Linked DNA regions of Homo sapiens: region 1 is linked to region 2. A link is a loop called in an ENCODE intact Hi-C map of the cell type or tissue named here. Cell type or tissue: MCF 10A. All regions are shown on one strand. Each heading gives the region's core, and the rest is flanking DNA. Links, peaks and the distances in the headings are about the cores only. Region 1 has its middle 46 kb from the start of LINC01475. Region 2 overlaps SLC25A28 (solute carrier family 25 member 28).

Region 1 (2,907 bases), core at 153-2,652, 130 kb after region 2:
CATCACAACAGAAGAAGTGGCAAAAAAATTGGATGGCTATCTTCAATCCACTACAACTGCCCTGCAGTTTGGTGGTCACCAAATGAGTGGATGAGCACGCTAAGGAAGAGATCATTAGAACTGGTGTTACGGTCATTAGTAGGATAAGTCCTTATGTCTGATTTGTCCTATGACAACGGTCATTCAGTCACTGTGTCACAGCACCAGTGGGAAGTATTTGTTCAATAAATGTATGACAGAGGTTCATGCCTATAATCCCAGCACTTAGGGAGTCCAAGGCAGGAGGATTACTTAAGCCCAGGAATTCGAGACCAGCCTAGGCAACATAGTGAGACTCCCATCTCTACAAGAAATAAAAAAAAACTAGCTGGGCATGGTAGCATGCACCTATAGTCCCAGCTACTTCTCAGGAGGTTAAGGTGGGAGGATCACTTGAGCCTGAGAGTTTAAGGCTGCAGTGAGCTGTGTTCTTGCCACTGCAATGCAACCTAGATGACAAAGTAAGCGCCTGTCTCAAAAACAAAAAGAGTGTGACAGAGAAATTGAATCACCTTCTCAACCCACATGTAGTAAATGGAAATAAGTAGAAAAGTAGTGACTATCTCTGTGGACTTTAGGGTAAACCCTGGAACTGGCCTTGCACTGCTGTAGCTTCTGTTCTCCAAATAGGCTAGAATCCATAGAACTTTTTTATATATGCATCCATTACAAAGCAATCCGCCTGGAAGAGATGAGGCACCCTGCTAGGTGTTCTGCGAGATACCAAGATGGCTTCAGTATGGCCCGCACTCTTTGGAACATGGAGAACAATTCTTCCCTACCTTCTGCTGGGGTCTTATTTTCCAGCCTGGGTGTTAAGCATAACTGGAAAATGGAGAGGACCTAGGTGGTAAGGGGAAATGGCTAGGGGAAGCAAGTGGCACAATTGTTGTGATGGTTAAAACAGGTTTGCATGGTTGTCCGAAGGGAATCCGCAGCTTGCTTCTCAACAGCAGCCTCTCTCTGCCTCTTCTGCAGGAACTGCCCCTTCTGGCTCTCTCTTGGGCAGAAGCAGGGAGTGGAGATTGGCATGCTGGACTTTTTATCTAAAAAAAAAAAAAAAAAAAAAGTATCCTCTTCCCTGCCCAGATGTCCAGTTATACGGGGAAGAATTCTTTGAGCAGGTATTGTCCGAGTTTCCACTCGGAATCTTTCCTGAGGGGTAGGGAACATCCAACCTCTGGTGAGTGGAGTTGGGGAAGCCTTTCAGGCAGGAGCACAGGGAGCTTCCCAGGGGCTGAAGAAGCCAAAAGAGAGCTAAGAATGATCATGGGCTTCTTGAATTAAGGAAAAGGCTCAAAGTGAGCAACTCAACCGGCTTGTGTATTGAACACGCTTCCTGTGATTTTCCTCAAATTAAGGATGATGATAGTTCCAGTCCGGCGGCTTGTGGGGAAGGAAATTCAGTGGAGTGGAAATTAGGTAGGAAATGTAAAATGGGCGTGTAATAGCAAAAGAATGGAATGAAAGGGCTCCACCTGGAGGCCTTTTCTAGTGGCGGTAGCGGAAAAGTGGGGCCCAGGTGTGTCTGGACAGTGGTCTTGGAGTCGGAAGAAGAGAGGAAGAAGGTTCTCGGGCTAAGACCCCCTCATAAATGATGTCAGATTGTGGAGTTCTGGAATGATGGAATGGACTGGAAGAGAGCTGTGCATGTGTGGACTCTGGAGTGTGTGATGAAGCAGAGGGGGAAAAGCTGCCTTCACCGGGGAGAAGCGGTGAGCCAAACGCCGAGGACCAGGCTTACAGGGTGCGCTCTCTGAGTTGGCGTTGCCAGTTCTCTGGATGTGCCGTCTTCTTCCATACCTTCGTGCCTTTGCCTGTGCTGTGCTTTCTGCCTGGAGTGCTGTCCTCTCTTCTTGGGCCTGGATGATAGGAGGTTTTAAGGTTCGACGGAAGCACTGGGACCATAGGGGGACCCTTTCTGATCACTCCAATTTGGATTGGGGGCCCCTCTTCTGTGTCCCGTGTGACTTGGATCCCATCGGACATGAGCTCCATGAAAGCAGGGATTGTATCTGTCATGCTCACTGTAGCGCTCCTAGTGCCTGTAGCTTGTAAATTCTCAATAAATGCGAATTTACTGAATGAAATATCACTGTTATATCTCTGCCGGTATCCGTTATCGTAGGTATTACAGTTGTGAGAGGACTTGTCTGTCTTTCCCACTGGACTATGACCTTCCTGTGGGCAGGGACCATGGCTTATCCATCTCAGTATACCCGGCACATTAGCTCAGAGTCTGGAAAATAGTGGCTTAGCAATATTTGTTGAATGAATGTTAAACAGGAAGGGGGTAGTCTGGGGGCACAGGAAGGGTTAGTGATTATAAGCTCTGGCTCACAGTAGGATCACCAGGGGAGATTTAAAAATGCTGATGCCTAGGTTAGCCCTGGTGGCTCATGCCCTTAATCCCAGCAGTTTGGGAGGCCAAGATGGGAGGATTGCTTGAGGCCAGAGTTTCAGACCACCTTGGGCAACATAGTGAGACCCATCTTTACAAAAAAAAAAAAAAGTTAGCCAGGCATGGTGGTGTGCACCTGTTGTCCTAGATACTTGGGAGGCTGTGGCAGGAGGATCGTTTAAGACCAGGAATTCAAGGCTGCAGCGAGCTATAATTGCACCACTGCCCTCTAGCCTGAGCAACAGAGCAAGATTCTGTCTCTAAAAACAAACAAAACTGATGCCTAGGCCTCACACCAGACAAATAAAAACAGAGTCTCTGGGGTGGGGCCCAGGCATCTGTATTTTTAAAAGCTCCATGGGTAATTTTAATGTTGAGAATCACTGGGGCTTGGCTCCAAAGGAATGTCAGAATTTTAGAGCTGTCAAGAGAACATTCCAGGACAGAGTCCCTGTCTGCTGGAGAGG
Region 2 (2,907 bases), core at 198-2,697:
TTGCTGACATTGCGCTTCTCCTTGCTGTAATTTCAGACCCGGATGCAGAGTCTACAGCCTGACCCAGCTGCCCGCTATCGCAATGTGTTGGAGGCCCTCTGGAGGATTATAAGAACGGAGGGCCTATGGAGGCCCATGAGGGGGCTGAACGTCACAGCAACAGGCGCAGGGCCTGCCCACGCCCTTTATTTTGCCTGCTACGAAAAGTTAAAAAAGACATTGAGTGATGTAATCCACCCTGGGGGCAATAGCCATATTGCCAATGGTATTGAGCCTTCCTGTGCTGGTTCCCCCACTTTCCCAACTCTTTGGGCTTTGCTGCTGTCAGTGCTTTCCAGTCTCAGCATGGTTTGGAGCTGAAGCTTTGGGCTGGGATAGGCCAGATTATAAGGGAGGGACTTCCAAACCTGATGTTCTCAGACAACGGGCCGCTTCAACCCTGCCTTTTCCTTTGGGGCACCTCAACAAAGGGTTACAGTATCCTCCCTTACCTACCAGCTTGACTTGTTCCTCTCATCTCCCTGGCATCAACTTCTAATGCCCTGGTAATGTGGAGACACACTGAACTACCCCCAGTCTATGTTTGACAGTTGGGTGGTGTCCTGCTCCTTAGGGCAGGATTGGAGGCGACCCAGCCAGCCACCCAAGGAAGATACTAATGAAGCCCCTGCTTTTTGCCTCACCTTTTCAGGATCCCAACTCACCAGAGGCAGTTTGTGTTGAGAACATGACAAAGCCTCATGACAAAATGAATGGGGGTGGGGCCAAGGAACTGCATGAAGAAACCAGAAGGTTGTGTGGAAGTAAGAGAAAGGATAGCAGCCTAGGGCTTTAGGACCGGCTGGAAACCAAGTTGAGTGTGGAGAGGATGAGGGGTAGAGTAGTTCAGGACCTGAACGAAAGATCTTTGTAGACAAATGTTAGGCTCTGCAAATGGGTTCTGCGGCAGGACTGAGGTGGGATTCTGTGGTGAGGTTCTGTGAGATCTGACCACCTGGCCCCCGTATCTCCCTCCACTGGTGGCAGGTGATGTGCTGGCATCCCTAGGCAGCAGTGTATCTGCTTCCTGTCTGGGGTGTGAGCTGCATTTATTCTCAGAATGATCTTTATTGATAAGACTTGAGCTGGCCTTCCTATCATGGATGTGGAATACATTAGTGACCTTACAAAGTTGGTGGGAACAGATACTTTACCTTCTTAAACAGGAGTTTAGGAGCAGTGGGTCCCCATCTTTTGGACTAGCTCTTAACGTTACTTTTCCCCGCTGTAGTGTAGCACAGCCACTCCCCTTCACTGGGGGACCTCAATGAGTTGGTCAGCTCTCTTGGCCTTACATGTGGCAGTTGTTTTCTTGTTTGCAGGTGCGGCCGGGTGTGTGGCAACATTACTTCATGATGCAGCCATGAACCCTGCGGAAGGTAATGATTCCTCAACCTATCACTCTGTGGGCAGCTGCACCTGTATTTCTTTACAGTTTGCAGAAGAAAGCACATCAGTTTTGGTGGGAAATTCTGTTACCTTGTTTTACCACTAGAGGGTGCTCCCTCCATGTTTTTGGTACCTAACGAGGCACCCTCTTGGACAGGAAGCAGATTCACTGGGATTTTACTAATCCCTGGGGCTTCCCTAGAAAAAGATGTCTCCATGTGGCCTGTTTTTGGGCTTTCCTGGGAGCCTCCTTTGTCGTAGATTTGATCTGTCCTGAAAGTTTAGCAGATTCATTTTTCTTCAAAGAGGTGAAGATGGATTCTGACTTTTTTTTTCCCCCTTATGATTTGCAGGAATTGACACTTAAATATATTGCCTTTCTTATTGGAATGAAGCTAGTTGGGATAGGAATGAAAGGTTAAATCATAGAACTCAGTCCCTGCATTTCTGCTGGGATCTTGGCTTTTCAGTCGGAGGAAAATTCTCCAAAAACATTCTCCATGTGAGGATGAGCAAATATGAAGGGATAGCATTGTTGCCACGTTCATTTTCTGTCTGGGCAAGGCCATGGGGTGGAAAGAGCCAAAGCTAAGCTGAAGCTCCACAGAGCTCACACCATGTTATCTACTTGAGGGAGTGGGAGGTGTTTGAAGACTAAAGCCAACTCTTTTTGGCTAAGAATCTTTTCTTTGGTAGAACTTCTGTCTCCTCCCCTCTAGGAGGATCACCATCTCACATTTTAAAAGTTAGGTGCTCTTTGTATGCGAGGATTGGGATTGTTAGGGGCCTGTGTTCGTGATGATCACTATCATGGAGTCATTTCTTGTTGGGAATTGTTAGAGGGTAAGATCAGAGATAGGTACTTAGTTCAAGAAGACTCTCTGAAGCTCCCAAACTGTAGATATGTCCTGTGTGCGAACTGGCTGGCTTTACAGAAGTCCTGATGGAAGTGGGTTTATTGTTTTTTGACTCGTTACCAACCCTCTGCTTACTCCTTCCCCTCAAAAAAGGGAAGCTGACTTCTCAGGTTAGCCAGCAGCTCACTCATACTTTTTTCTCTCTCTATTCCATTGGCTGATCTGCTGACTTGGGGCTCTGAATCTGGATACTCTCCATCACCGGTTGGCTGCTGTCACCATTTCCTTCCTCGTTGATGGCACTACTAGTGGTCAAGCAGAGGATGCAGATGTACAACTCACCATACCACCGGGTGACAGACTGTGTACGGGCAGTGTGGCAAAATGAAGGGGCCGGGGCCTTTTACCGCAGCTACACCACCCAGCTGACCATGAACGTTCCTTTCCAAGCCATTCACTTCATGACCTATGAATTCCTGCAGGAGCACTTTAACCCCCAGAGACGGTACAACCCAAGCTCCCACGTCCTCTCTGGAGCTTGCGCAGGAGCTGTAGCTGCCGCAGCCACAACCCCACTGGACGTTTGCAAAACACTGCTCAACACCCAGGAGTCCTTGGCTTT

What was found. Peaks named below come from ENCODE experiments on the same cell type or tissue, not always from the same donor. Only the 100,000 strongest peaks of a DNase experiment are listed, where the experiment ranks them.
Region 1: it touches region 2 in a loop (20-fold over the local background); 5 of 110 quality-filtered maps call a loop at or near these places.

What each region holds. Positions count from the first base shown.
Region 1 is chr10:99,484,001-99,486,907 of GRCh38, reverse strand. No RefSeq gene overlaps it. Among named protein-coding and RNA genes, the nearest start is that of LINC01475, 46 kb to the left of the region's middle. In MCF 10A, for the core only: a CTCF peak has its summit at 1,579; no DNase peak of the experiment used is centred there.
Region 2 is chr10:99,611,054-99,613,960 of GRCh38, reverse strand. SLC25A28 (solute carrier family 25 member 28) reads left to right here. Exons shown (of 4, transcript NM_031212.4): 2 at 37-265; 3 at 1,362-1,418; 4 at 2,595-2,907. Among named protein-coding and RNA genes, the nearest start is that of SLC25A28, 7.9 kb to the left of the region's middle. In MCF 10A, for the core only: a CTCF peak has its summit at 1,559 (motif pointing right); a DNase peak (open chromatin) is centred at 1,560.